Linked DNA regions of Mus musculus: regions 1, 2, 3, 5 and 6 are each linked to region 4. Evidence: chromatin loops called from intact Hi-C (ENCODE). Cell type or tissue: gastrocnemius. All regions are shown on one strand. Region 1 overlaps Msi2 (musashi RNA-binding protein 2). Region 2 overlaps Msi2 (musashi RNA-binding protein 2). Region 3 overlaps Msi2 (musashi RNA-binding protein 2). Region 4 overlaps C030037D09Rik (RIKEN cDNA C030037D09 gene). Region 5 overlaps Gm38534 (a long non-coding RNA gene). Region 6 has its middle 8.9 kb from the start of Gm38534.

Region 1 (5,000 bases), 210 kb after region 4:
CCTGCCCCACTGAAGCCTGGAAGAGTTACATTCGTTAAGACTTAGGGGGCTGGCTGGGTGTGGTGGTACACACTGTTAATCCCAGCACGAGGGAGGCAGAGGCAGGTGGATCTCTTTGAGTTTGAGGCCAGTGTGATCTACAGAGCAAGTTCAGGACAGCCAGGGCTACACAGAGACCCTGTCTCGAAAACACAAACCAAACCAAATGAAAACATCTGGGTGACAAGCATAATGGGGTGGTTTAGTTGTTAGAGCACTTGCCTCGAAAGTTTAATCCCCAGCACAGCATAAAACAGGCATAGAGGCATATGTCTGTCACTGCTTTTGTGCGCTTAGCAAGGAACCTTACTTGGTCTTAGTTGCTACAGAGAGGGAACTGTCAGTACCAGAATTCTACAGCATCGTTGGGGTCTGATGTTCAGGAACCATAAGTGGATAGGAAAAGTCCCCTCCCCCAAACTAGAGGCTCTCCCCTGTGGCCTCGAAGCTTCCCTCTCGCACCTCTTAATGGTGGAGCCTAACAGGAAGCGATGGTGATTGATCCCAGCTCTTGGGAGGCAGGGGCAGGTGGATCTCTGAGTCCAAGGCCAGCCAGGTCTACAGAGTGAGTTCTAAGACAGGCAAGACAACAGAGAAACCCTGACGGGAAAAAAAGAGAACAAAATATGAATTTGGTTGGTAGAGTAGTTACTCATGATGCATGAAATCCTGTGTTTGATTTCCCAGAACCACATCAGTTGGGTGTAGTCAAGTACGTCTGCAGGGCTAGGGTTTGGAAGTGGAGACTGGAACATTAAGAGTTCAAGGTCATCTTTGGATGTGCCAGTGGCACAACAGAAAACCCTGGCTCAGACCAAAAACAAAACCCTAGAATAGTAAAGAACAAATAGAGGTTGTACACTTGCTTAAAAAGCAGTCGGTATTATTTTATTTATTTGTTTGCCTCTTTTGGGGTTTTAGAGACAGGGTTTCTCTCTGTAGCCCTGGCTTTCCTGGAACTCATATTTGAAAACCCGGCTGGCCTCTAACTCATAGAGATCTGCCTGCCTCTGCCTACTAAGTGCTGGGATTAAAGGTGTGAGACACCACGCTCAGCTTGAAGAACAGTTTTTTTTATTTCTTTTTTTTTCTTTTTGTTTTTTTTTTTTAAATTAGGGTTTTATTTTTATTTTATGTACAGTGGTGCATCTACAGCATGCTTATCTGTATGAGGGTGTCAGGTCCCCCGGAGCTGGAGCTACAGACAGCTGTGAGCTGCTATGTGGGAGCCAAGAACCAAACCCTGGTCACCCAGAAGAGTGGCTAGTGCAACCAAACACTGAGCTGTCTTTCCAGCCCTTGAAGAGCAGTTCTGATGCCATGAGGCCTTCACTGGTCTATGTCCCAGTAGACGTGATCATCCCCCCCCCCCCCATTGACGAAACTTCCTGGTCATTTTCTCATGCTTCTTTGACATAGGCGTCACTTGCCAGCAAGAAGGTGTGCTGTGTTGGAAGAGACCCATGTCTCCCTGTTGCTGAATCTTCCACGGTGCTGGTCTGGGCTGCTTCGTGGTGCCCTGTAGAGCTATGACCTTGCAGTTCATACGTGTTCTGAGCATGCTCTATTTTCCATTTGTTTCAGAACAAACGGACTGCTTGGCCTTGAACACACAGGCCTGGACTGTTCTAGTCTTAGCAAAAGTAGCGTAGGGGTGAAGTTGCAAATCAGCCGTAGACTTTCCAACTCTGGCATGTCAGAGCGGGAAGAGGTCATCAACGCTGCCAGGCCAAGCCCACTCCACTTGTCGGCTAAGACTGCCCATGCCACACCAATATGCCACATCTATACGATTTCACCAAATCTGCACCAGTACATAAGGTCTGCTGTAGTGGTGTGCGAGATCCACCCCACTATGCCAGGCTCTTTCCCCCATCCCCCCACCCCAGTGCTCCCCCTTAGTGTTCTGGGGTCTGCCTGTATCCCAGTGCCTGTATCCCAGTGCACCAGTTCTACCTAGATCTGCCCCAGCATACGAGGTCAGTGTCAATGCACCAGGTCCACACCAGTGCTCCAGATCAGCTTCCCTTTGTGTGAGCTCTGGAAAGCCTGGGGTTGGGGACTTGGTTTTTCTCGAGCCAGGCCCATGCCTTCAATCACCTTCCCAGAATACAAAGTCAGAGTAACAGCTTCTGCTGCTTCTGAAATGAGTTTTCCACTCATGCAAATTGCTCTCTGACTTTGAGCACCCACGTGGGTGGGAGCCTCGCTTTCCGCTGCTCAGTTGGTGAAGGAGGGGGGACATCACAGGGAGATTTTTTCCCCCCTCCTAGCCAATATAGGCAATACCCTTCCTCTAATCAACAGGTTCACAAACACTATCTGAGAACCAGAAATGAATTTATAAAGGGCTCTTCTGGCCTTGTGGAATTAGAGCAGAGATACTGCTTTCTTTTCAGTTCAGTTAATCCAAATGAGCTGAGTCTCCTTTCTATAGGGAAGGGCAAAACAAAACAAAAACCCAGCCCAGCCAAAGCAAAGCATACTTAGCTGCCAAAATGAGACTCCAAAAATAGTTCGGGTCATTGGAATCACGCGAGAAATAGCATTTATATAATCTCTCTCTTGCAAGAGAACTTGAAAGTGATTTCCGTACATTATATGCGGAGAATATGTGGGGTTTATTTTACCGACTTTTGTCTGGAAAGCTTGTTTGTTGGTGCCTTTTCTTTGCTCTGCATAAGTTATCTGAGCTCCTTCATCCTGAATAGGGAGTATGGGAGTAGTGGCCCCATCTGGAGGCTGGATGGAAGAGTCAGACTGAAACGGGCCTTCAGCTCTGCTTATTGGCTTTTATGGTATTGCAGTGTATTGGTAGATCAAGATCCCCAATTTGTACAAAGGGCACAGAGACCCAGTGAACCATCCATGTCCTTGGCTACAGAATCAGAGAGTGTAATTCAAGGACAGAGCTGTGTGTAGGCCTAGGGCTTTGTGATTGTAAAAGAGAGCAAAGCCAATCTTGCCAGGCAGGGGAGGGAGCCTAGACTGGAAGCCTAGGGTGCTCTAGGGCGTGGCTTGAGGTTACAGATGTGAGAAGTGCGGAGGATTTAGGACCACATGGTGTAGCCTCCGGGGCTATGCTCTGGAGTCAGTTCATGACCCTGCAGAGCCAAGTGTGGTGCCAATCCAGGAGTTGTGTTTGCATTGTTAGGATCCACTCAGGCTGTCATCAGATCTTGTGCCTTGGTGCTCCACCTCAGGGATTTAGGAAGGGAGAAGGCATCTCTACGCCTTCCCTTTTACCATCCCCACAGATCCACAGGCATCACTTTCTCTATTGTACCCTGGAAACATGGCTTGCCCCTCTCTCTGGCTACTCTGTCTTTGGCTCTTGTTCTCCTAGCACTTGTCCTTGAAGCGGCCAGGCTCTTTCCTTGACCTTCAGGCTTGGCTTCCTCTGCCTTATCCTTCATCTGCTGCCAGAGGAACAGCATCAGGAGGCTGGGCTCTCCATGCCACTTCTCTGCCCAGCCTGTGGCCCTGTGGCCCTCTAGAAGAAAGCCTAAGGAAGGTCTTTCAGCATGGGTATTCCATATGTCTGCCTCCCCACATGCCCAGGTTTCGCCAACCCAGATAGAACATACTATACGCTATGTCAACACGGTCTTTTTAAGTGAGCTGTACCCTTGCTTGGAGCTTTCTGCCTTTCCACACTCCACATATCCATCCCTACACCAGCAGCCGTCTGTGGGCCTGCCAGCTAACTTGTTCCTTCCCCACCTGGACCATTGAGCTATATTTCCCTCCTTCTGCTCCCATCCTCTTGTTTGTGTGGCCCAGGGCCTCATTGGTATTGTTTTTGCCTGTCTATCATGTTATTAGTAGATGGGCGCTCCTGCCAATCCCCAGTTCTGTGCCAGGCTCATGGTGGGTCCCTAGCAAGTGTGTGTGTGTGGGGGGGGGGGGGAGGAGTAAATAGAGAGAGCCCAAAGGAAGGAGCCCAGAGCAGCAGCCTAAGCCACCTTCATTTGTCCCAATGATCAAGCTGTTCCCAGAGTGGGCCTCCTTTCTCCTGAGGGTAGTACTAGGCTTACCGGAGGAAAAAAAAAAACAGGGGAAAACTCATTTGTGTATATAGCCACCCCACCTCCCTCCTCCTTGTCCCAGGAGGAAATGATATTTCCATACATCCTAAACATCCGCCTCCTTTAGCATCTGCGGAAGCTCAGTGGAATAATGAAAGATAATCAGCAATGGGCTGAAATTGCCTCTCCTTTGGCAAGGTTGGTTTTTTTTTGTTTTTTTTTAATTCCTTCTTAACTACTGTCATGTCATAGCTTATGGGGGTTTTGTATATGGACCAGAGCTTTGCTGATTCTTCATCCAAGGTGATTGGGGTAGGGGAGGGTTGTGTACAGTATGTGTGCCTTGCGCTTTTCCAGAGGCAAACATGACTCTGTTCAGATCCTGCAAAAAATGGTGGCCCAGTGAAGCTGGCAGCGTGTAAACATGGCAAGAGGGAACCTGATGTACTGGCCTAGGGCTCCACATGCCCTTCCCGGGGGAGCTTCTTGGAAGAAGCACTGGCAGGAGCTGGCCAGGCCGGAGGCAGTCTCTGTATTAGCTTCGTGCTCAGTTATGTGTCATCAGAGCCATTAAGGGCCATTAAGAGCCTTGGTTTCTGGTCCCAGCTCTACTGCCAACTGGCTGTGAGTGGCCTTGGGCAGACTGCATGGCTTCTGGGGTCTGGATAGCACTCTTCTATCAAAAGAGGGTTTGGATGTCATCTCTGGGTGTCTGATGAACTCAAAGAGAGAGAGAGAACGAGCCACTTGGAGAAGAGCGTCAGGCAGGGAGGTGAGGGGGGCTGGGGCTGCTGGGAGCAAGTGCTTTGAAGGTGGGAGGGAGACAGGACAGAGGAGAGAGCAGGTCTACTCAGCAGGGAAGAAGCTCCCCTGAACTGGAGCCAAATGCCTCTGGACTTCCAAGCATGAACTTTGGAATTCCAAATTGGCCAG
Region 2 (5,000 bases), 180 kb after region 4:
GCCTCCAGTCTTTTTCCTGAGGCTAAGAGACGGAGCTCTGGGATCTCTTTCCTGTCAACACTGCCCCCTGCTGCTGCCCCATCACAGCAGGCACCTGGCCACACTGGAGAGAATGTTTTCAGGCTGAGCAGCGCGGCCTTCTGTGGGAGGCAGTGACGCTGGTAACCCATGGATGTGAGCACAGCCTTTATGTTTTGTTTCCATTGACGGGGATGGGTTTTCAGAACCACCCACTCCCTCGCCTGGGCTGATGACTTGCAGGGACAAGATGGCTGAGCAGGGAGATGCAGGGAGTATGCTCCTCCCTCCAAGGCCAATTTGGTGTTAATTTTTGGCCCTAAGTGGCAGTGGCCTGAGTCTGAACATCCCAGTTTGCCTCTCTAGGAGTGAGAAATGGAGTGTGTTCTGTATGCTGCTGTGCATCTTGCAGTCTGAGATCTGCTGGCTTGGGCTGCAGAGATGATGAGGCCAGGGTGTTTGTTTTGTTTTGTTTTAATTAATTAAATTTTATTTTATATGCATTGTTGTGAGGGTATCAGATCCCCTGGAACTGGAGTTACAGACAGTTGTGAGCTGCCATGTAGGTACTGGGAATTGAACTTCCAGTCCTCTGGAAGAGTGCTCTTAACCAATGAGCCATCACTCTGGCCCGTGCTCCCCCCGCCCCCGGGCCAGGGATTTTTAGAGAACTAAACACTAAAGTACCAGTACAGAGAAAGGCTTCTGCCGTGACTAAGAACAGCATTTGAACCTCGGCTTTAGAGCTTTACAGTTGTTTGGACCTCTGAACTCTTGGAGCCTACTTGAGGAGAAGGAGACCCTGGGGAGAACAAGCTCTTCTGTGATAAGTGTGCCGCTTTCCCTTCTCTCAGCCTGCCTGCCTTCCTACCTCCCTGCTGTCATGGTGGTTAATTGGGACATAAGGAGTACCCAGCCTGTGGCCTGGCACACAGTGGGTATACAGGCAGCAGTAATAGTCACGGTGTTTTTCACCACTTTCTTGGCAAATACCTTACATGCAGGGGTTTCTTTTGTTGTAATTTCACTCTGGTCGCTTCAGGAGGAGACCCTCTTCCTCCAGCGCTTCCTCTTGTCCATGCCTTCAGGCATAAAAGTTGGGTTCCACTTTACATTATGGTCTTATACATCAGTACAGCCGATTTTGATAAACCCTCAAAGGATGTTGACCTTCTTGGTTTTCAGGCATGAGTGGCTTCACTCCCTTAAGGAGGAATTGCCGTGAAATGTAACCGCTTGAAGGGGATGGTGCATGCGCGTTTGCTTTTCATAAGTAGCATGGCGTTCACTGGCTTCCATACTGACTAGTCAGCCAGCCTCGCCACCTATCCTCCTGAGAAGGAATGGATGTTTTGTTCAGTGTGTCCCCTCTCCTGGGAAACAGCTACAACCCTGCATTCTATTGTCCAAGATGAGGTGGGTGAAGTCTGAGGGAGGATGTTGAAGAGACCCTGGAAAGGCCCCTCAGGGTGGAGTGGAAATGAGGAAGGCACTGGCCTGTGGCCATGTAGTCCTTCCTTTCTTCCTGATCTTCCTGACAGGTGTGTAGAATGGCATCTCCTGCTGGCATTTCTGGGGGCCTTAGGATATCTCTGGCAGACAGGGCTGGAAATTTGATGCTGTGAGACAGGAGGAGAGGACCTGAGAATGCTTATTTAAAAAACAAAACAAAACAAAAAACCCTGCCCTAATCCAAACCCAAGGGCTGAGGAAAGGCTACTAGCTGTGATGTACACTCTTTCAGGCCAGCCTGGAAGGTGTTAGGAGTCACCTGGATAACTCTTAGACAGCCTTGGGGGGAAACATGAAGGTTCGGGTACTTTGGGTCTTGCTCCTTGTTAGAAAGTTAGAAGGTTCAAAGCTGGGGCTTGAGGGAGTGGGTTGGAAGGGGCTTGTGGCTTTGTGTGAGTTTTTTCTGGCCTCAGCTGTACTGTAGGTAAGGAGGGAGCACATGTGGAGCCCCTTGGGTGTCTCAGCCTCCTGCTTCTCCTGGCCCTTTTTTTTCTCTCCACCCACTCCCTGGTTTGGCAGAGGCTTGCAGAGAGCTCCACAGGGGCCATGTGTTCTGGGGCAGCAGCTGTCGGTGCTGACTAATGAGACTTCCTGGTGGCTTCAGTGGCACACGTGGCTGCAGCAGGAACTGCTGCTTCTCATGTGCCAGCCTGTGCTCCAGCTACTCAAGAGGGGTTCCGGATGCTGCTGCTGCTGCTGCTGCTGCTGCTGCTGCTGCTGCTGCTGCTGCTGCTGCTGCTAAGTCCTGGTCAGAGGCTACTAGTAGGGAAAGCTCACAGGACATCTCTGTGCAGCTGGGAGTGTTCGGTCCCTGGGAAGGATACCTAAAGACAATGGAAAAGTTGGCCTATCTGAACTAGCCAGTTCTACCCCTGTAAGGCAGGCCTGCCACAGCTTCAGGCTTCCTGAGGCTGCAGGCTAGACACAATTACTCTGTAGCCATGTGTCCTTGGTAAAATGTGCCCCCTCTGTGAACTCCACTTTCCTCAGAGGTAGATGAGATAACTGTCCTTCCTACCACACAGGGCTTGTTGAAAGGGCCCGATGAGGCCCTGGAGTGGTATATCTGGCCCTGATTCACCTCATCTGTGGGGCAGGAAGCCCTTCCTTCACCCTAGTGCTGAGTCTTCAAAACAAAAGGCAGGTGGGGTTCTTGGTCCAATAGCCAGTGTCTGGGCCTGTTAGGGAGAGCCTCTGATGGCTGTTTTCTCCAGGATGCAGTGTCCCAGAAAGGTTTATCAGCTAAACCTGCCTGGCTCCAGAGAAGCCAACACAGACTTCCTGGTAAACAGCCCCTGGTCACAAATGCCTTTGTGCAAGTTTTTGAAGAAGATCCCCAAAGCCTGTTTCGGGTCACCAGACCACGTGTGTGTCTGGAGATGAACTGTGTGAGGGGAGATGCTTGCTCCTGAAATGAGACATTTTGTTCAGTACCTAGGAGCCTTTCATGTGACATTGAAATCAGGTGCTGAGCCACCCAGATGCCAGAGGGTTTGAAGTTGAAAGTTGACTCTGCCCCCTGTGGCGACAAGGCTCTGTCAGCCTGAATTCCAATTTTCTGAGGGTTTTGTCTACTGCCAACTCAGCTGTGCTTGCTTTCTCAGCACCTTTGGGTCTGTTTCTGTTGTGTTGTCGGGTTTTGTTTTTGTTTGCGTGTGTTTTGGTAGTTAGGGGAGGGATGGGCTACTGACAGGGCAAGGGGGCATTTAACCATTTATTCTTTTTAGTAGGTTTAATTGTATGAAGATTATAATGCATACAAACGCCTGTAATTAGGGGAGTTGGTTCTGTAAGACAGTGTTTTAGTGAAGAAAATTACAGTGTTCATAAGCCGTCTGAGGAGGAGGCAGTATATATTAACATGCAACTAGTTTTTGTTAATTTGTGCTGTTTACCAGTATTCCCCAGAGGTGCGTCCCTGAGGTCCAGCAACGCTTCACCCTGCAATGCTATCCATTAGTCTCCCTGTAGCTAACCTGCCACATAGAGCTTTGCGGCGGGTGGTGCTAGAGCGACCAAACTTCCTTCTACAACAAAAAGAGTGCCTTTTGGGTCTTGAGTCAGATATTTAGGAGTCCCTGCTGTGTGAGGTTGGGGCCTAGGCCACTTGGGCTCTAGTGACGCTTCCGCTCTAGTGCTGGCGTGCTGAACACGTATACACAAAGGCAGTACGGCGGATTATGAGCAGCATCAAGAACAGTACCAGGTTGGGGCGGGGGGCGTGAGGATAGTGACTTAGGCATCCAGGGCAAAGCTGCCTCTCAGAGGCAGGTCACATGGTTTGTTCAGTGCCCAAGGTATGAATAAGCTATGTGAGGTCAGAAAAGAGAAAAGGGGACGATAGACCAGAAGACTTCAGAGAGCCAGAGGCTTGCCGGGGGTAGGGCGGAGTTTGGATTTATTCCTGAGGCATTTGGAAGCTAGAAATGAAGGGCCCACTGCAAGGGAGCCTCTGTCTCTGCCCCTTGGGGGATTGTGCCACATCTGTGTCAACAATGTCAAGCATTGGCCTTGCTCCTGGTGGTGAGCTCTTTAGGTCCCCACAGAGTCCTGAGTTTTCATGGCAACCCTTTGGGCACCAGTTTAAGGAAAAGTTGACCACGTATTTTGCCCAAGTGCCCTGGGCTTGTAGAAGTGGTGAGTCCTGCTGGAAGAGCATTGTGACTTACTGAATTGATTCAGGACTCAAAGCATGGTTCAGAAGGAGGCATGGGGGGCGGGGTTTGAAAGAGCAGCTGAAAATGGGAGGGGCTTTCTGGCACCTGCGCAGTGTATGGGAGGAACACTATCATCTGATGGGACAAGAAGGTGGTGTTAGGGAAGAAGGGTTGGGGCAGGCCTTAAGGCTTGTGATTTTGCCATGTGGGTACAGTCCCATTAGCTGCTGGTGGGCTGCTTCACAATGGTTTAACTAAGCCAGCTGCTCCCTTAAGGACACTTCCAAAGAGCCTCTGACGATTCCAGCCAACAAGTTTAGACCACCCTGTTCTGAAAGGGTGACTCCAGATATGGTGGGCCAGTTATAGATGGCTTGGCTTATTTGTGTGATTATCCTGGCTCCTCCTGTCACACAAGGAAGGCCCGGCTGTCCAGTCAAGCCAGTCAGAGGATAAGTATGTGGAGCAGCGTCTAGAGTCTCCGGTTTTATAGCTGTTCTTCCAATACCCGCAGTGTCTGGAACACCAGTTGGCTGGTTCCCTGTGGGTTACCTGAGCTAGGAGCTCTGTTCCATTCCAACATTGTTCTGGGAATGAAAGCTGTCTCTACCCTCCAGCGCTGAGCAGTTTGTCTGGTGGGCAGCCTCGACCTGGTGGGTTGTGTCAGGAAGTTTTTTTGAAATATCACCAATGTTTCTCCTGTTCCCTTCGATCTAGCTGTGAATACCCAGGTCTCTTAGTTTACATTTCAGACCAGGGAGACTGGTGGATAAAGTTGCAAGTTGCTTACCAGAAGCAGGCTTCTACGAGTCT
Region 3 (5,000 bases), 290 kb after region 4:
TGACCCAGCTCCTAACAGTTGACACCTAACTGCAGCCACCGATCTCTCTTCTCCCTGAGATGAGGAAGGTGCCTACAGTAGCCTTATTGTGGGGCCTGCAGCATGAGAAATGGATAGCTTTACACCAAGGCGAACCTCTGGGACGCTAGAGAGCTGTGATGGTGTTTATTGGTGAGAGAAAAGGGTCACAAGGCAGAATGAGCACACCTGGGCCTGGCTAGCACTGAGGCCCTGAGGGGGAAACCCTCAGAGTACTCTCAGGTCCCAGAAGACTGTTACACGCTGCAGCCTCTTTTAACACCATTCTCGGACCCCTTTCTTTCCCTTCTGGCTGTGTGCCTGGGAGCTTGTGGATCAGGTGAAACATCTGTTTGGCAGTAAAGCTCCATGGGGCTAGGTTGAGGCGGGTGAAGTGAGGTGTGGGGCAGGGGATTAGAGGAGGGAAGACCAGGTTCGGGGGCTGAGCCTGGGTTGAGCCAGCGAGCGTGTTGGTAACTGCAAGTATGTGCTTCTGGTCATGGGCTGGCCAGATGTTCCCAGATGGGAAATGGCAAGGCCTTGTGTGATAGCTCCCTGATGACAAGTAGCAGCATGTTGGAAGTGTCTGCTCTCCAGGTGTTTGCTCCCTCCTAGAACATCTGGAGAGAAGATGCGGAAAGGGCGGCTCTGGCCCTGCCTGAGTCTTGGGTGGTGGTTTTGCTGGTGGATCATCCGAAACTCGGGCTTTCTCTGGAGAACAGTGACCCCTCTCTGTGCAAGACCTGACCCACCTGACTTGAAATTTTAGAAATGAACTTGAAGTTCCAAAACACCTTAAAAGCCTGTACTGTGAAGCCCCCCAATTTCTGGAGATACTGATTTTTCTTTTTGTTTTCTATTTTTTTAGATTTATTATACATAAGTACACTGTAGCTGTCTTCAGATTCATCAGAAGAGAGCGTCAGATCTCATTATGGATGGTTGTGAGCCACTCTCATGTGGTTGCTGGGATTTGAACTCAGGACCTTAGGAAGAGCAATCAGAGCTCTTACTCACTGAGCCATGTCGCCAGCCCCCTGGTTTTTCTAAGACATGTAGAAAAGAGAGGCTAAAGGAGGGTTCAGTTCGAACACTGTTCAAATATGAGGGCCTGAGTTTCAATCCCCTGTACCTAAAACAAGCTGAGTATGGTAACTCATGTCTGCAAATCCCAACACTACAGAGACAAGCAGGCAGATTCCTGGAGCTAGCTGGACAAGCAACATGAGTTAGTGAGCTCTGTTCAAAAAAAATTAGGTAGAGAGTGATTAAGAGAAGACACTTGGTAGCAATCTCTGACCTTCACATGCATGCACATATATGTATACACATACCCACATGCACTTAGATGTGGACATAGCGTGCACACACACACAGTGCTTAGAAGACACAGGAGGAAAGAAGGAGCTGGTATAGAAGAATAAGGAAGCTACTCCTGACCTAATTTCTGATCCAAAATAAGCTTCAGAATGGCCTTTTAATTAGATGAACTGTCCATAACAGTGAGCTTCCTGGAAACTGCATGAGAATCTCAAAACAAGGAGCTTGAATAAATCACTACAGGGTCCACTTTCCCCATCAGGCCATTCTAGGTGAATGGAGCCACAGTGACCCCACCCCCACCCCCCAGGCCCCAGCAGAAGTAGCTGGGTTCATCAGTCAGGAAGTAAGCCCAGGGAGGTGAACCAGCAGGACACCAGCCGTCCTTAATCCCAAGTGTCTGCACCAAGTGAGCCCATGGATGGCCGACCTCTGGGGGAGGCGGGAAAGGCTAGGGAAGCAGACCTGTTTGGATAGATAAAGACCTTGAGTCTGCAGAGGCGCGGAGCCCTGTGAGAGCGAGCACGCTCAGGAGAACACTTACAAAAGCAAACTGAAAGGAAATTACAGGGCGTTCACATACATGATGGATTATTACACATCCATTAAAATGATGTTTACAGAGAGTTTTTAAATGACATGTGAAATGGCGATGACATAATATTGCATGAAGAAAGCTATAAAATTTATACACACTGTGAATCACATTAGAATGAGCATCACCTGGGACTCTTAAAGAATATCAATTCCCGGGCCCAGCTTACATATCAAGGCCGTCTCCGAGGGGGTCCCGGGGGTCCTTGCAGTCTTTCCTCCCCTGAAGTCTTTGATACATCAGGATGTATCTGAGAGTAACTACCTCGAGCAGCAGGGTTTTTAGTTTGTTTGTTTGTTTTTTGTTTTTGTTTTTAAGCAGAAAAATTCTCCAAGCTGTGACAAGAGGCTTCTCTGGTGGAGGAGTTATGGTGGACTCAAATCTGCACCGTAATCATTTGAGTCTTCCAAAGCTTTGCCGGGGAGCTGGTTCTAGAGACCCAGCCATGCCTCTGCCCTGCCCTCCCCTCCCCGACTCTCCCCGTTCTTTTGGCCCTCAATCTCAGATTTCTACTAGCCTGGGAATGTATCACGGCTCACTCCATGAGCTGTGCCTATTTAAACTATTTCTCCAGACAGCAAGCTACTTGTTACAAAGCGGGAGGATTCAGAATGCCCATACTTCATTGGGTGCAGTCTGAGTTCTGCAGTAAGCAGAGGGATGTGTGCTGTTGTATGTCATGTCTCTAAGCTGTACCTGATAGATAGATAGATGGTCGCTAAGGGGAGGGCGTCCTCATGAACTGATCTTGGAGTCTAGTGTCTGAGAGTTGGTGGGGGTCAGCTTCTCCCCAGGACTTTGCTGAGCAATAAGTTGGGCACCAGGTTGCTTTACCATGTGCAGATCTGGGCAAAGCCCGAGCTTTAAGGTGTCTTGCTGTGTCACAGTGAAGCCTGGGGCAGAGCTTCAACTGTATTCTGTTGTCACGTGGTTGAACTGGGACTGGTGCAGGGCTGCTAAGCAGGGGGACCAGATGCTGAGCAGCCCCCCTGGAGGTCCTGCTTCTGGTAGGTGGCAGGTCCACTTTCTCCTCTGGGTACTGAAGATCTGGTGACTGGGGCCGATTCCTCTTGTCCTTGTTGTTTGATTCACTCTGTGGTCAAGGTCGGGGGGCTTCTAACTCTGTTCCTCTATTTTCCTTTGACTTGACATGAGGGCTAATAATCCCTTCTGAAGTCCCTCATTGGATGATTGTCAAGGGACAGTAAAATAACCTATGGGAATGGTTTTGAAAAAGACTGTGGTGGAATAATAACAGTAATTATAATAATGACACATCAAGAGCAAAGCGAGACAGTCGCCACTTCTTTTGCTCTCTGCTTCCAGCTGGGCAGGTGGGCAGCTTATGCCAGATGGGAAAATCCAGTCTCACCCCACAGCTGACTGTGGGCCTTGGGCCCCTCAAAAGCCAGGAGATACGCAAGCCCTCTCCTTCCAAACACTTGTATCCCTTCCTGTCGTCTCGACCCACCTACAGCTACTCTTAGTCTCCAGTCCCCAAAGGAGGGTGCTTCATGTCTCTGTGTGTCTAGATCTGAAAAAGCTCATCAGCAGAAGCAATGAGCAGATGTGAGGCCAGGCCCGGCAAAGACAGGTGACCCTAGCAAGTGTGTCCTCAGGCCAGCGTATGCTGGGAACCAGCGAAGGATTTGGCACCACCCAGGAGGAATATCACAGGTTGGGATGAGGATCCAAAGGTTTAATCAGCAAAGCTATTTAGGTCCCTGTAAGTCTGACTGTGAGAATTATTTTGAGCCTGATCCCTCATCCTGCTCCAGAAAGGGTGATTCTGCTTAAGCAAGATGGTGTTTGGCACCAGCAAGCTGGGAAAGAGCAAAGACCTGACATAGAAGCCTCCAGAAGAGGAATTTGTAGAGCCCACTTCCCCCAGTCCTAAGCTGCTTCTCGCTAGTTTTTGTAGGGCACAGCCTCAGAGCACTGGCTCCAAGGAACTACTTAGTTCCCGCATCCTTAGAGAAAGCTGCTGGGAATTAGTTCTTCCGGCCTGGCTAATCTCTGCTCATTTTGTCACCTTGAGGCATGGTTGGTTCAGCCTCAGGTGCTAAGCCAGTATTGATTGAATCTAAGGAGACTAGCTCTGGAGGGGAGGGGGCACGAAGCCTCTAGCACAAAAGCCCTTTCTCATCCCATTCCCAACCTGTCTGCCAGCTTGTGGAACCCCAACACATCACTGTGGCGCCACATTTAAGCAGCACCTGTTCCCTTGCCGTCCTGCTTTAGAGGAATCTGATTTAGGTTTCTGTCCTCAAGCTTCTGTGTTTGTTGCTACCGTAGCTGGATGACAGAGGTTGCTCTGTTAAACATTGGCTGACAGTGCAATGGTTAGAGGTATTCTCACTTGAATTGCCGTGCGAGTGACGACATGCCTAGCATTTTAGCCTGAGTGTCCCAGATGGGCACAGTGATCCTGGTCACTTGTATCCAATAGCAAAATGAGGCCAGCATCTTGGGGGCACGTCTACTGGGCTTCACTGTGTTCCTGGAGGTGGCTGTCTTATCTGTCCTTTTTACTGGCTAGTGTAAAGGTACTAGTTTGCTTTTATACCTTACAAATGTGCAGTTCTTTATGATGACCTTGTGGAGCAATAATGGTATGACAATAAGTCATAATGGTATTGATAACCAGCAGTTTCTGAGTATTGATCCTTTCTGCTGCATGGTGTTTTGTGCAAGATGACTTACTTCGTCGAGTTATTAATAAGACACATAGGGAGGATATCACTGGGATTCCCATTTTTCAGATTCATTCATGCATTTGACAATTTTTTTATTGAGTGCAAGTTCTAGTAACAGGGAATTCAGCTGTGAACCATGCAGACTAAAATCTCGGCCCATGATTTTAACAGCGTTGACCCTGTGGAGGACCTGTGAATTACTCTGAGGTGGGGCAGCCCAGGATTGTGAGATTAGAGTTTGCCTGTGCACACACACTCTAGACCAGTGGTTCATAACCTTCCTAATGCTGCAACCCTTTAAAACACAGTTCCTTATGTTGTGGTGATACCCAACCATTAAATTATTTCCACTGGGGGGCTGGAAATGGTTC
Region 4 (5,000 bases):
ACAGTTCAAACCATCACACATGCCCATCCTTGTCTGTCACACTGGATACAAAGTATCTGTTGGTGGGCTTGTCTGTCCTGATTGGACTTAAGGCTCCTCAATGACAAGTACAAGTGGCATGACTTGTCTTCATGTCCCCTCTGCCTGGTACCCAGTGGACTCCTCCATAGATGATCTACACACTCTGGCTCCAATGAGCAGACAATTCTCCAAATGATGTTGAAGGCAGATCGGGTAATTATGGTCCCTTTATACGGCTAGGGACACTCAAGCTCAAAATACCAGAAGCACAATTCCGAGTCCTGGCTCCTGAGGCGCCACGGATTTGGTAGAGAGCCATTCTGATATTGCCCGTTGTGAAAGGATTGTGAGGCTTATCGTGGCATTGTCTAAAGACTAAAGTCCAATCCTCACGATTGTCTGGAGAAACTTAAATTTGCCAGCCAGACTTAAAACACAGTCTGCAGGACAGAGCATAAAACTGTGTGTGGCCTGACCTGCTGGCACAGACTGGAGTTACCGCCTCCGTTCTTGCACACTCGGCTATACTATTAATAGAGCTGAAGATTGCACTTGTGTTCTCCACAGCCTCCCGGTGCAGTGGGCTCACATCAAGCCTATGATGGGCTAACCTTCCCCCACCCCCATCCCCCACTTCACCCCCCCCCCCACTCACACAAGGGCCTTTCTAATGAATGCCTTCTGTCAGGCCAGGCCTCCTCCCATCAGCCACTTGGGCAATTGATTTTTTTTTCCCCCTGATGCTTGCAATTATCTGTGACCTACACTAGTAGACACAAAACCAGGCCCTGCCTTCCTTTCTCATGTGACATTGGCCGAGCAGATGATGGGAACCTCGAGAGCCTGCTTAGAACCCAGAAATGGGGCCGGTCTCTGTTGAGAGGTCCCACCCTTGAAAGTAAGAGGATGCTGACATTATTAACTTTTTTGGGTCACTTCAAATTCATGTCACATTTATGACTACCTGCCTTTGATGATGATCCCGTTTTGGTATTGTTCTAATTGTAGCGTTGATTCACAAGGCTGCTGGCTCCTCCTGCCATGGACACAGCACATCTTTATTTGTGATGTCCTCTCCAGGCAGTTTTATTTTTAGCAAGAGTGTCTTGCCCAGCGAGCAATTTACGCTACAGTCTACCCTTTGTTCTCGTTACACCTAATACTTCTTTCTCGCTCCTTTTTCCCCTTCTGTCCTTCTGTAAGTGTCAATACCATGTTTGCCTAAGCAGATTCCATTCCAACTTATTGAAGTTTCCTTCCTTTTAGGTTTTTTTTTTTTTTTTTTTTTTTTAGCTGACTGGTATTAATTGTAGAAATTGCAGCATGGGCTATCGTGGTGGGTCTTGGCATCAGCTACAGGAAACCCCTAAATTGGGGAGATTTAGATGTCAGAATTTGGGAGCAGGAACTTGAACTCTGGAGAGACAGTCTTTTTTTTTTCCCCTGCTCCACCAGAAGAGGGAACCTACAGTAAAAAGCACTTCCTCTGATCACCAGTAGAGGGCGCGCTCACCCACAGTCCTCCAAAGTGCGCGTTTCTTCTATTAAGTGGCAATTTTGTTGATTTTGTTGGAAGGGCCTTCTGGAGATACAAATACATAATAGAGTTAACACTGTTGAGGTGCTGTGTCCGGCTGCTGTGGCCACCTCCTGTATTGTGTAAAGGGGGAACAAAAGTTTTTTTTAAAAAATCTAATGTGTAGTTGTGGGTCTGTGAGCCTGTTGCCGTAGTGGATGGGCAGGGTGCGGGTGTTCAGAATGACCATAGAGAATGTTGAAAGGTCCCAAGGTACAACGTATAGAGTGTGGGAGAAAGGGTTGGGGGCGGGGGAGACCCTGTACTTCCAGCTGTGATATTTAGATTGGCTTGGCAGGGGCCAGCCTTGGCAGAGATGGGGGAAGCGCCAAGGCTAGTGGAGAGGCTTGAGTGAAGGTAGCGCCATGTCAACCGTTTCCAGGTGGAGTTGAAAGGCAAAGCTATTTTCTTCTGGGAGCCCGGCCCCTTTCATCAAGACGGAGTTGGTGGCTGATTAAAAAAGAAGAGATGGAAGATTAAGTCTGAGAGGCCAGAGGAGAAAATGGTTTCCAGGTGTTAAGTACTGGACAGAACGGTGAGCTTGGGCAGTTCCTCTGTGAAGCTCTCGAGCCCACCCTCGTCCCCCTCCCTGGCAACGCTGGGCGACTGCCAGGCCTAGGCAGCAGAGGGCTTCCTAACTGCCGAGCACGAAGATGTTTAATAAAATATTTACCTCCGTGTATAAGAATAGCGTAGCAATGACATAAAGGCAGGCAGAAGTTAAACAGTGTAACGGCCACAGGAGAGCAGCCCTAGGGTCTTGGCTTTTCTTTTTTTATAGAAGTACAGAAACTTCCTGTTTAAGTTCTTATAACCTACCGTGTCCTGGCAAGCCAGTCTCCTGCCGAAGCAGAAGGGGACTAAAGTCAAACTCCCTGGTCACCTCTTAAAACTCCTAAAGGTGATGTTTTCTGAGGCCTGCCCCCACTACCTCTGAAGGTCACCCCTGAGAAGCCGAGCTGGCACACCTTGGCTGCTTGCAGTCATTTTGAACTGGAGGTGAGAAAGGAGAGTCATAAGAGGCGAAGAGGAACACAACTCGTTAGCCAAAACACCAGATTTCCAAATCTGTCCAATGAGAACATGGAAAAGAAAATGAAAAATAGAAAAAGGAAATATATTAGATAAATATATTTTAGGTGTTCTTTTTTACACTCCAGAAAAGCTTTTGTATTCTCTTCCCCAGTTAGAAAAAAACAAAACAAAACATTTTCTCTCTCATTGAAATTAAAATAGGCTTTTGCATATCTATCAGACAACGTTAGAAGAAAATAATTATAAATAAAGGTGTCAGATCAGTAAGGCTGTTTGAAAAACATTCAGTTTGCTTTATCTCAGCCAGGCAGTGGTGGCGTACTCCTTTAATCCCAGCACTTGAGAGGCAGAGGCAGGAGGATTTCTGAGTTTGAGGCCAGCCTGGTCTACAGAATAAGTTCCAGAACAACCTGGGCTACACAGAGAAACCCTGTCTCGAAAAACAAAACAAACCAAAGTTTTGTTTTATCTCACATCCGTCTTTTTTCTTTCCAGTTACTTCCTACCCCCAGTGACTTTCCCTTATTGCACGGTGTCAGGGCAAGGGCTGCCCTAGGATCTTGATATACATGCTTATTTTCTATTGGAGGAACACAGAATATCCCTGAATTCAAGAGTGGCCTCAGTAGTCATGGTTCCCGAGGAAAGAAACTATTTATTTACTTAAGGAAAATACAAAGGACCCATTACTTTTTGACAGAGAATTTATACTTGGTGAAATTTTCATGACTAAAAACACATTTCACTAAATGGTTTCTAGTAAAAATACAACTCACTTTTATTTTGGGTGCGAAGTCTGGCATGTCTGTTTTGAAAAGTAAGGCTTGTGAGACTCCGGGAGGCGGATAAATGAACAGACTCTTTAATAAGCCAGGCGCCCAGCATGGCAGAGAAATGCAATACCAGAAAGTAAACAGAGCATTGTGGGAAAAAGAGCAAGCTGAAATTCATCTTGCTTTTCCAATTTGAGAACACGCTCGCGGTTGTTAGCAACTGAGTCAAGACATTTAAATCACATATATACTTTTCTGTCTTGACAGTGACCTTTTCTAAGTATGCAGTAGGGATGAGAAGATGAGCCAAGCCATGCTCCTGAAAGAGCATTTCAGTTAATTGAACGTGAAATGTGTTGCAATCTGACGACATTAATAACACGCAATTGCTATTCTGTAGCTAATCTGTAGTTCATTTGCTCAGGGTCCAACTAAGGCAGTCTACAAATGTTAGCATGTGAATCCTGTTGCAAACCTATGTACTAAGCAGCTATAGAAAGTGCATCTTGAAGGCTCTTTGGATTAGTTATCTGGGCTGTGTAACAAATCATTCTAACACTTAACTAGTTTCAGTAAACACCGGAGGCTGCAGAGATGGCTCAGTGGTTAAGAGCACTTGCCGCTCTTGCAAAGGATTGGGGTTGGGTTCCCAGGACTGACCTGGCGAGTCACAACATGTATAGCTCCATTTCTAGGGGGCCCAATCCCCTCTTCTGATTCTATGGGTACCAGTCATGCACATGGTACAAATATACACATGCAGGCAAAACCCTCGGGCCCATAAAAACCAAAACTTGAACTCTATTTTTAAAAATTGTAAAACTAAAAACTGGGTAGATTTAAAATAAGCCACATGCCTGTTTGGTAAAATGCTTGCCTATCATATACAAAATCCTGTGGTTTCTCCCTAGCACAGCATACTCAGAGCATAGTGGTACACATCTGTAATCCCAGCGCAGATGGATGGATGGATGGATGGATGGATGGATGGATGGCTTTGGGTTAAAACCCAAATTAGTTCCCAGCACTCAAGCAGGGTTAAGTATGATTTCCTGACATGCTCTCTGGCCTCACCTAGCATGTGTACAACCATGTCTACACATATACACAGACACATAAAATGAAATAGACCTTAAAAAATTATATATATATATATATATATATATATATGTATATATATATATATATATATATATATGTATATATATATACACACACACACACAGACACACAGACACACACACACATACACACACACAAAGTGGGGCCGGAGAGATGGCTCAGTGATTAAGAGCACTGACTGCTTTTCCAGAGGTCCTGAGTTCAATTCCCAGTAACCATGTGGTGGCTCACAACTATCTGTAATAGGATCCAATGCCCTCTTCTGGTGTGTCTGAAGATAGCTACAGTGTACTCACATATAAAATAAATAAGTCATTTTAAAAAACACACAAAGCAAAAAGTAAGAGGAAGAAAGACACAGAAAAGTGCATAGCTACACTTTTAACTTTTAAAGGAGACTTTAACAGTTATTATTTTTTTGTTTGTTTCTTTTTTTTTGAGACAGGGTTTCTCTGTATAGCCCTGGCTGTCCT
Region 5 (5,000 bases), 480 kb after region 4:
TTTCGGAAAGTATTGCTGAAAATATCAGAAATGTTTCTAACTCACCCCATACAATCAGTGGAGCACGGCGGGTGCTCGCAGACGTCATTCTTATTCATACAACGGTCTGTTCTGGTGACTCGAGGAGCAGTGACCTAGAATCACTCAGAAAGAATAGTGGCTCTTGTATGTTTCCCAAACAAAACAGGACACTGTCCCCCCACTCCCACCCGCCACCCCAAATCTGATGCATTCAAGCCTTCAAGGAACGACTGGAATACAGTGTCTGTCCCATGCCTACTGCAGCAGTGCAGCCCCCCTGAGCCAAGCAGGACAGGACAGCAGCCACTGCTGGAGCCATGCATTTCTATCACAGAGAAACCAACCTCTCTTCCACCGACACTGAAACTGCCCATCCCCCATCCTGGAGTCCCATGAATCCAGGTTGCCTCTCTTCAGCAACAGGACAAAGCCCCTCCAGGGCTCCATTTCTTACATTCAGTAGGTGATTGTCACTTGCTGCCCAGTTGATCTTCCCATTTCTCTGGGTCTCATCCACAGGAAGTGCAGCTGAAGGGTGGATGGAACACCTGCGGCTCTGAGCCCTGCAGAATTCCTCCTTCCAAACAGTAAGGAGCCTGCACATTCCCGGATCCAGCACCCTGCAGGGCTGAGGCAGAGGGATCTCACTCAAGCCTAGCCTGGGCTTCATAGTGAGGTCCTGTCTCAACTAGGCAAACAAAAGCAACAGAAAGAAAAGAAGGAGTCAAAGAATCTGCAGGGCAGAAGGATTGCCAGGCCCCTCTATGGCTGACTCGCCCCGGCTGGTAACACATTATCAAGCCAGTTCAGAGGAGCCACTGTTCTCAAATCAAGAATTAGGTTTATGTCTGGGTCTACTCCAGAACACTGGCTGCTCCCTGCCTAACCATAGCCGCCTCTGGAAGTCCCAGGTTGTAGTTCACTCCAGGGACGAAGCATGGGGACATGCCAACAGGACACAGGGCACAGTCTGATGCAGCTGAGTCAGTTCTGGATGCTTTAGAGAGGCACGGGGTAGGGGGGTGGGGTCGCAGGGGGCGGGGGGGGGTTCGCGGGGGCGGGGCCTGGGGGCGCGGGGGGGGGGCAGGGGGCGCTCTGGTCCTTCCGGCTCCCTCTAGCTTTGCTTCCTGGCTTGGTATTATAGATCTGAGAGATGCAGACTGCTGAGCTCTCGGCAGGAGCAGCTGTGTCCCTGGCTCTCCCTCTGTGGCCTGGAGTGCCTCTGGCCAGGCCTCAAGCAGTCACATGCAGATGACAGCTGTGGTGGCACCAGGACTCAGGCGCCCATCACATGGCTGCCCTTCGCTTCTGGCCTTCCCTAGGGACAGTTGCTCCTTAGCACACAAGAGTAGCGAATGGCCAGTGGTGCCTTGGGAAAGGAGCAGAGGAGGGTGGGCCCTGAGTAACGACATCTGCTTCTGAGTCCTTTGGTCTAAAGTCGAGGTTCACATCTCTCTTTTTTGTATCCCAGCAAGGGCAGGAAGCTGCTTTTCCAACCCCAAATCAGTATCTCAGTGGTCCCTAGAGCAGGAAGTCTTAGAAAGAAATCAGCTCAGACAGGAACTTTAAAAGAAAAGTAGGTGTTTGTTCAGTGCCTGCCTGACCTCAGGTTCACCAAATTCCTTCCCCAGCCCAGTACCTAGGAGTCCTGGCCGAGGCTAGGCCTTGAGCTTGGTGACCCTCTTGGAATCCCCCTATTTTAATGTCAACACCCAACCCAAGAGCTGGAGCTTCCTACCTCTATCTCATGCCACCCTAACACCCTTCCACCAGAGCATAGATTTCTCATAAACCTTCGCAGAATCTTCTGATTCTATGAGGTAGCTTTGCTAGCCACAAGAATACAGGAGCTGAGGCTGGGAGCTGGGGAGTCAGTCTCTCTCCAGCCTAGAGCGAGACCTCATTGCTCGGCCTCTCGTGGCGAGAGAGCGCCCCCTGCTGCCCAAGCCCAGCTGGTACCACACAGCCCGAATGAGGGATGAGGGACAAAGATGGGGCGGAGGGGACACCCAGAGAAGGGACTGTAGGTTTGTCATTCAGAGAGTTTCCACCTCAGGACACACTGCCTGGCTCAACCTGGCAGGGAAAAAAAGGTTCAGACTCTCTGTGCTAACATCTGCCTGTGGCGACAGTTTGGGCGTAACAGTCCGTCTAGGGGGCGTGGAGTAGCTCTCTAAGGCACCTCGATTAAAAGACGCGGTCTGGTTTGAAGCCATGGCTCCACCGCGCACTACCCTCAGACTTGGGCATGCGGTTTAACCTCTGAAAACGGGTTTCTTCATTAAACTGAGATAATCAATAGCGCATACATCACAGCAATGGTTTACAGAGATAATTCATGTAAAACGCACACTGAGCTTTCAATAACAGCAACTCTCTGGTATCGATTCGCCTGACACCCCTACAAATGAGTGATAAGAGCTAACTAGGGCTCGTGGACCCAAGTCAGGGGATTTGCTTTTCCAAGGCGCTTTCATCATTAAATGGATCTGGTCTAGTTCCATGGGCACATTTGAGGAAAACAACGTTGCCTAAAGGGGGAAATAAATGCCAGAGACATTCACAAAACATCAACCATAAACAATTACTAAACACATTGATCAATGCTCAGAGCTCTACAATAAAGACAGGGAGAAAGTTATGGCCCAGGACCTTTTGTCCCACGCTTCCCATGCTACCAATCCCCACCTGACCCCTGGTTGATGAATTACTCTTTGGGCTACAAATATGCTGAAGTATCTCCTTACCAAAAAAAAGCAACTGCACGAAATGCTCCTCCAGGGAGCGCCCGCCCACCCCAAATGTCAACAGCCGACTCAGTGAAAGGCTACATGGTGTCTTCTGTCAGCTCTCAAGTTTGATAGACCAGGTGTTGGTGCCCACAGCACTCCACCTGCCCTCTTTAAAGTCACCATGACTTGTACACAGCGCATCCAGAGCTCTGTTTGCAAACCTCATCCCTCCTCCATTAGCAAGGTTTTGACATAACTAGTGGATGCTCTTGGCCCCCTTCCCGCTTAGGGAACTGTGCCCTCCACTCCAGCTAGGCTCCTCTCAGCCACCCCGGCTCCTCCAGCAATGAATTATCTCTGCAAACCATTGCATCATGTCTCCTCACATCTCATCCCTGCGTTCCCACTTATTAGTGGCAACCTCACACATGCGGTTACTTGGTCAAACAATGTGGCTATCCTCTCTCCTTGCTACCTTTCTTCTGCCCCCACCCCCTTTCTAAGACAAGCTCTCATGTAGCCCAGGTTAGCCTTAAACTCGATATCTAGCTGAGGATGGCTTTGAACTGGCATTAGAGGCCTGCCCCACCATGTGGTTCTATGTGGTGTTGGGGGATCTAACTGAAAGCCTTGTGCATGCTAGGAAAACTAACCACCAATCAAACTGTAAATCTCCTACTGTCTCTTTCTTTCACACCCTCAACCGGAACATCAGCAGATCTAGTCCGTTTTACCTTTCAGATGTGTCTAGACTCTTCCTGCTTCTTGTTCCACTATTCTACATAGTCCATACCACCACTATCTCCTGGCTGCTCGCCCAGCTTCTACCCACAATCCTCTGCTGGTATTTCCACATGCCAGTGGACTTTCCAAAGATTCCATGTTTGGAATGTACAGTTCTTCCACTCAACAGAGCCATCCATGATCACACCCTTGGTGTCTTCTCTGATGTCATCACCCTTGCTCATGTCTGCCAGGCTTCTTTGCTGGAATGTACCTAGCTAGCAGCATGATTCTGTCATATGGGGCTCTGTTCTTTTTTCCTTTCTTTCCTGAATGTTACGACCCCAGGCTCTGAATTCACTGGGCTCCTTCCTTATATCATTCATGTTTCTACATAAAGAGCAAAGCCCATTCCTTCCCCTTTACAGAATGAAGTTTTTCATGGCAGTCATCACCCCTGGATATATTATTATAAATCTGATACTTTGTCTCCTCCGACTAAGCTCCGGGGAATCGAGGGGCTTTGTTTCTGTTCACTACTGTATCTACACGTCCTAGTCTGATGTCTGGAACAGTAACTGCTCAGGAAATGTACTAATTGCAGAAGTGAGTTAGTGCACACTGGAGGTCCCACCCATGACCTGAGGCCAGAGATGTTTCCAGGACTCTGTGCCTTGCCTATCACCAATGATCTATGAAATAGAGATAAAGACTCCGCCTTCTTGTTTTCAAAACTGGTGAGCATGGGCTGCTAGGTAAAGATGCTTGCCCACAAGCCTGACGACCTGAGTTCATTCCCAGGACCTGCATGGTAGAAGGTGAGAACAGACTCCTACAGGTTCTCCTCTGACCTCCACATGCACATTATGGTGCATGTGTGTGCACACACACACACACACTCACACACACACACAAGCACACACAAATAAGTAAATCGGTGTGATTAAAAATTTAAAAGAAAACTGTAAATATTGATTACGTAGAGCTTGGGCCTTCTTCTTCTTCCATTTCTGGATTCTCACATTAGATTTCTCTTTCTCTCCATCACAGAGGCAGAGACACACTTGTGGAACCACCTCTCTCTCTCCTTCATCAGTCTCTCTCATTCATTGTTCCGGTGATATGCCCAAAGAAATGAGCATTCCGGTGAGGCCAGCTGGGGCTGGGATGGTCCTGGCTGTTTCTAATAACACTCTTAAATAAACCCGGGATGCACCTGACCTTGTAAAAACGTTGGGAGCAAAGGGGTCAGTGTTTCTCAGAACAAATCTCCTTTCCTATTTCATGTGATGATGAACTGTGGGATTGTGCGTCCGGCAAGAAAGCCTGAAAAGAAGTCAGCCTTTCCCCAGCAACCGCTCCCTCCGCAGAGCCTCTTCCCTTCCTAAGGAGTCATGCTCCTCCCACCTGACGAGCATTTGACTAAATAGGCAAGCACACAAGTTCACCACTGCCATTAGTGGGCTAGACACTAAATGGACGTGTTTACGGGGCACTGAGATGGAAGATGGACGGAGTGCAGAG
Region 6 (5,000 bases), 510 kb after region 4:
AAACAAACAAACAAACGAAAGTGCTTCGTGTGTGCCGTGAACTCCTGATCTTCCTGCCTCCACATCCTAATGACTAGGATTACAGTTATGTGCTACCGTGCCCGTGCAGGGCTAGGAATCAGAGCCAGGATTTTCTGGATGCTGGGCAAGCACTCTGTCAACTGAGGTGGGCCCAAAATGCTAAGCTCTTTGTTTGTTTCGAGACAGGGTTTCTCTGTGTAGCCCTGGCTGTCCTGGAACTCTCTATGTAGACCAGGCTGGCCTCAAATTCACAGAGATCTGCCTGCCTCTACCTTTCTGCTGGGATTAAAGATGTGCACCACCATGCCCAGCTAATGCTAGATTCTTAATATCCAGATTCCCTTGGTTCCTATAGCCCCTCAGAGCAGCAGCAGTGCTGGGCTATCCTTTTTGCATGAGCAATGCAAAGCATGCAGGAGCTAAATGGTCTACCCCAGGTTACAAAATGTTGGAACCCCAGCCCTCCTCCTCCAGTGTAGTCTGTGTCCTTGAAGAGTGAGGTGGTCCATGCCTGTAACCCCAGCACTGTTGGGACTGAGGCAGGAGGATCAATATGAATTTGAGGTCAGCATGGGCTGTAGCCTGTAGGGAATTTCAGAATAGCCCTGGCCATAATGCAAGTACCCTTTCTAAAAAATAAAAATAAAGTTGTGTATAGCAGACCAAGCCTATAATCTTAGTACCTGGAAGATAGAGGCAGGATTGTCATGAGTTCAAGGTCAACCTCCGCTACATAGTGACTTCAAGGACCACCTGAGCTACATGAGACCTCAGCTCAGAAGTAAGTAAATAGGGGCTAGAGAGATGTATCAGCAGATAAAAGCTCTTGTTGCCCTTACAGACCATGGGAATTTGTCTATAATTACAGCTCCAGGGGTTGCAATGACCTTTTCTGGTCCGTGGGCACCCACATGAACCTACACATAAGTAAATCATAAAGCAAATATTTAAATAAATAATAACTTAGCTTTCAAATAGTTCTAAAATAGTTCACAAATAATAACATAGTCCTTAACTATGATTCAAACTGTCAACCACTGAGCTAAAACTGGGAGCCTTAGTAGGTACTCAGCAGTAACTACAGTTTGACCAACATGTCTGAAAAGAAAAGAAAGGTCTCAGGCTGTCCTTGCTCTTACTTCTTTCTTGGAGAGCTGGATGGTATCTTTAATCCCAGCTTTCTGTGATTAAAAGGAGCTCTGTAAATTCAAGGCCAGCCTAGTCTACATAGTAAGAGACTGTTTCTAAAAAGCATCACTTTTTCAATGATTGTTGTTGTTGTTGTTGTTGTTGTTGTTGTTGTTGTTACAGGTTCTTGTGTAGCCTAACCTGCCCCTGAAACTCTCCACATAGCCAAGGACAACCCAAACTGCTGGTCCTCCCGTTTCTACCTCCTGACTGCAGAAGTGAGCTCCTGGTTTATACCATGCTGGGAATAGAGCCCAGCCTTGGAACATGTTTGACAAGCACTCTACCAACCGAGCTACATGCTCAGCTGAAACCCATCTTCGGGGTGCTTGCTGAGGTCTGTGGGTCGAACCACTACTGTTTTAGGGTCCTCAGAGAAAGCAGAGCCTTGGGTGGGGAGGGGCTGGCTGATAGTCACCTGCAGTACTCGGGCTTCAGCACTGGGCAGCACGGTGACTTTGGCCAGAAGGCCACTCTGGGCTGATTTTATCTCATAACTGAGAACAACAGTAGGTTTCTGCCTGTCTCCTAACGTGGTGCCAATTAAATTAGATGCCACAGTATCTGGAAAGCTTTCAGCATAATATTGGGTACCTGGAACTGTCCTGTGACAGTACCCGAAGACACTGATGTCCTCAGATATGTGCTCACAGGTAGAGTTGACTACTTGAGATTCACTGCCTCACGTAGGTTTGATCTGGATGCTCTATTCAACCCCAATGGCCATTACTTTGAAGGTCTGGAAGGTTGGCCGCCTGAATTTTTTTCTCCCGTAACTCATTCTGTGGCCTACAAATAGAAAGGACATAATTCAGATATGGCAAGGGCCCAAAGACAACACTCACACACACCAAATCCCCTTACCTCCAACAGAAAGCACCCCTGCGGACAAATGGCGAGTTGTGCTCTTGCGACAAAGCAGAAGGCTGTTTGAAAATAATCAGAAGTTCTCTCAGGAAGCCCAATTATATTTTTACATCAAGAATCAAAATGCTGGCGCGGTAGACTTCAGCCTATCATTCACGAGCCTTTTATCCTGTAATTAAGCCAGCTCTGCTGCTGGGTTAATTCTTCCCTGAGTGACACCACCCTTTGAGCCAGCCCGTATGTCGGGAGAAGACTTCAGTCTGATGATCTATTACACCAATACATCACTGCGGTGAGCTGCCTCCTTAATGATTTATCCATAACACATCATCAGAGTGAGGCGCACTCATAATATATTGCTCAATAAGTCTGCGGTGGCCAAGGGAGAAAGTGATGGGCAGCGGCCCACTCCGTGTCCTGGCATGGCTGGTGTCAGAGTGTGGGCCCGCACTGGGCTCTTCCTTCCTAAACCAATGTTTATACAGGCAGAAGGTCTTCCATGCCAAAGGACCTTTAAAACTTGAAAAAACCATGAGCCGGGAGGACAGGAAGACCCCTCCTCTCAGTATGGTTAACCTAAACCTGTGTGTCGAAACACTCCAGGTGCTTACCATGCAGGAGGTCAAGGCCACTGCATGTCCTGCCCCTAAGTCCTGAGCATCATCAACTCTGTAATCCATGCCAAGGATCTACCACCACCACCTGGCACTGTGAAAACTGCAGCCTGAGCCACCCAACAGGAGTGCCCTTAGTTACAGTCACGGGCCCAGGAGGGACGGCTCAGTCAGGAAACTGCTGGTGACGAAGCATGAGGCTCTGAGTTTGATCATTCACATGACCAAGTGACAAGCTGGGCATGGTGGCTCATGCTTATCATCCATCGCCAGGGAGGAGGAGGCAGGAGGATCCCTAGGACTCACAGGTCCTCCAGTTTAGTCTACTCAGTGAGCCCCAGGCTAAGTGAGAAATCCATTATCAGAAACCAAGGTGAGCAGCTCTCGAAGAATGACGACCAAAGGTTGACAGTACACACACACACACACACACACACACACACGCACACACACACACACACATGCACACACACACGCACACACACACACATATGCACACACACGCGCGCGCACACACACATGCACACACAGACACACATGCACACACATGCACACACACACATACACACGTGCATACACAGACACATGCACGCACACACACATGCACACACACATGCACCCACAGACACACACACATGTGTACACAGAGAGACACACACACATGCACACAGAGACACACATATACACACATGCACACACACACACACACCACACACAGACACATACATGAGCACACACAGACACACATGCACACACACAAACACACATGCACATACACTTAAAGTCATTTTTAAAAATCACTTATTTGGGGGATGAAGAGATAGTTTAGCCATTAAGAGCACTGGCTTCTCTTTCAGAGGTCATGAGTTCAATTCTCAGCAACCACATGGTGGCTCACAGCCATCTGTAATGGGATCCGATGCCCTTTTCTGGTGTGTCTGAAGACATCTACAGTGTACTCTTATGCATTAAATAAATAAATCCTTTTTTAAAATCATTTATTTCTTATTATGCTAGTGTAAATTCGGAGGTCAGAGGACAATTTATAGGGGTCAGCTCTCTCCTTCTGCCATGTGGGTCCTGGGATCAAACTCATTTGCCAGGCTTGGTGGCAAGCACCCTTATGCACCGAATCACACCAGAACATCCTCCCACCAGAGACTGTGGCGTGCTGAATAACAGTGGAGCTATTGTAAGCTTGAGTGAGACTGTGCAGACAGCTGGCGGACTGCAGAAAGCACTCTGAAGTGCTACAGGTGTGGCACAGTGGGTAGAACCTAGCATACCAGAGGACCTGGGTTTGAGTCCCAGCACCACACTAGAGGTAGAAGAGACCATTTCCCCAGGGTTAGTGCTGTGGTGACTATCTTAATCCTGACGGCCTCAAAGTTTTCAGGTTCAGGGTCGTGCCCTGGTGGCGGGTTCCTCTCTATATTGTGTTCTTTGTTCCATGGAGACTTGTGGAATCTCTATTTATCTAAATGCTGCTTTGTTAAAACAAACAAACAAACGAACAAAGGCAAAAGTGAAGGAATGGATGTTTACAGAAATCCTTAGTATGACGAAAACAAAGGCACTGGGTACATCAGAGTAAAGGGGATGAAAGACCCAACAAGATGTAAGCAAAGTAGTATGTAAAGTGAGTGGAATCAACACACACACACACACACACACACACACCCCAGAACTAACCACCTTGCTCAGAAAGCTAAGGACGGGCTGCCCAGCCCAGCAATCCCACTAAAGAGACCCCGGGGAGTTCTTGCTTGTAAACACACAAGAAACAGGCACAGTGAAGATCCTTGCAGCATCCAGGACAGAGCAACCTCAGCTCTGAACTACTCAAGAAGGGCTCATAAGTGAGAAGGGCAACTCACTTTTTAAAAAAAAATTTATTTTATTTGTTTGTTTACATATTTTATGTACATTTTGTCTGCATGTACTCAGAAGAGGGCGTCAGATTCCATGAGGATGACATGAGACTATAGTTAGAGGAGATTGTGAGCTGCTGTGTGGGTTCTGGGGACCAAACTCGGGATCTCAAGAAGAGCGGCCAGGTTTTTTTTCTTGTTTGTTTTTGTTTTGTTTTGTTTTGTTTTTAACTACTGAGTCATCTCTCCAGCTCCTATTTATTTATTTATTTATTTATTTATTTATTTATTTATTTATTTAGAGACCGGGTCTCTCTGTGTAGCTCTAGCTGTCCTAGAACTTGCTAGGTAGACAAGGCTGGTGTCAAACTCACAGAGATCCACATGCTTCAGGCTTCTAGGTGCTGTGGTTAAAGGGGTGTGCCACCACACCGGGCTG

What was found. Hi-C counts contacts between places; a loop is a spot of excess contacts. Peaks named below come from ENCODE experiments on the same cell type or tissue, not always from the same donor. Only the 100,000 strongest peaks of a DNase experiment are listed, where the experiment ranks them.
Region 1: a loop joins it to region 4, with 5 times the contacts of the local background. A loop is called at or near these places in 7 of 42 quality-filtered maps.
Region 2: a loop joins it to region 4, with 4 times the contacts of the local background. A loop is called at or near these places in 22 of 42 quality-filtered maps.
Region 3: a loop joins it to region 4, with 2.2 times the contacts of the local background. A loop is called at or near these places in 4 of 42 quality-filtered maps.
Region 5: it touches region 4 in a loop (6-fold over the local background); 16 of 42 quality-filtered maps call a loop at or near these places.
Region 6: a loop joins it to region 4, with 2.2 times the contacts of the local background. A loop is called at or near these places in 9 of 42 quality-filtered maps.

What each region holds. Positions count from the first base shown.
Region 1 is chr11:88,514,323-88,519,322 of GRCm38, reverse strand. All of the region lies in intron 6 of Msi2 (musashi RNA-binding protein 2), which reads left to right. Among named protein-coding and RNA genes, the nearest start is that of 0610039H22Rik, 100 kb to the left of the region's middle. In gastrocnemius, a CTCF peak has its summit at 2,778; DNase peaks (open chromatin) are centred at 3,872, 4,630 and 4,937; H3K27ac peaks cover 3,394 bases.
Region 2 is chr11:88,548,305-88,553,304 of GRCm38, reverse strand. The region is part of intron 6 of Msi2 (musashi RNA-binding protein 2); the gene reads left to right. Among named protein-coding and RNA genes, the nearest start is that of 0610039H22Rik, 68 kb to the left of the region's middle. In gastrocnemius, a CTCF peak has its summit at 3,074; DNase peaks (open chromatin) are centred at 92, 1,517 and 2,109; H3K4me3 peaks cover 323 bases; H3K27ac peaks cover 4,778 bases.
Region 3 is chr11:88,437,467-88,442,466 of GRCm38, reverse strand. All of the region lies in intron 7 of Msi2 (musashi RNA-binding protein 2), which reads left to right. Among named protein-coding and RNA genes, the nearest start is that of Mir378b, 87 kb to the right of the region's middle. In gastrocnemius, no CTCF peak of the experiment used is centred here; a DNase peak (open chromatin) is centred at 2,827; H3K4me3 peaks cover 559 bases; H3K27ac peaks cover 3,755 bases.
Region 4 is chr11:88,725,206-88,730,205 of GRCm38, reverse strand. C030037D09Rik (RIKEN cDNA C030037D09 gene) reads right to left here. Exons shown (of 4, transcript NR_038058.1): 3 at 2,566-2,665; 4 at 1,634-2,047. Among named protein-coding and RNA genes, the nearest start is that of C030037D09Rik, 9.1 kb to the right of the region's middle. In gastrocnemius, no CTCF peak of the experiment used is centred here; DNase peaks (open chromatin) are centred at 1,521, 1,848 and 2,168; H3K4me3 peaks cover 371 bases; H3K27ac peaks cover 1,984 bases.
Region 5 is chr11:88,249,371-88,254,370 of GRCm38, reverse strand. Gm38534 (a long non-coding RNA gene) reads right to left here. Exons shown (of 4, transcript XR_001780289.2): 2 at 476-649; 3 at 46-134. Among named protein-coding and RNA genes, the nearest start is that of Gm34366, 18 kb to the left of the region's middle. In gastrocnemius, a CTCF peak has its summit at 1,962 (motif pointing left); DNase peaks (open chromatin) are centred at 965, 1,250, 1,958, 3,570 and 2 more places; H3K27ac peaks cover 1,467 bases.
Region 6 is chr11:88,219,544-88,224,543 of GRCm38, reverse strand. No RefSeq gene overlaps it. Among named protein-coding and RNA genes, the nearest start is that of Gm38534, 8.9 kb to the left of the region's middle. In gastrocnemius, no CTCF peak of the experiment used is centred here; a DNase peak (open chromatin) is centred at 2,781.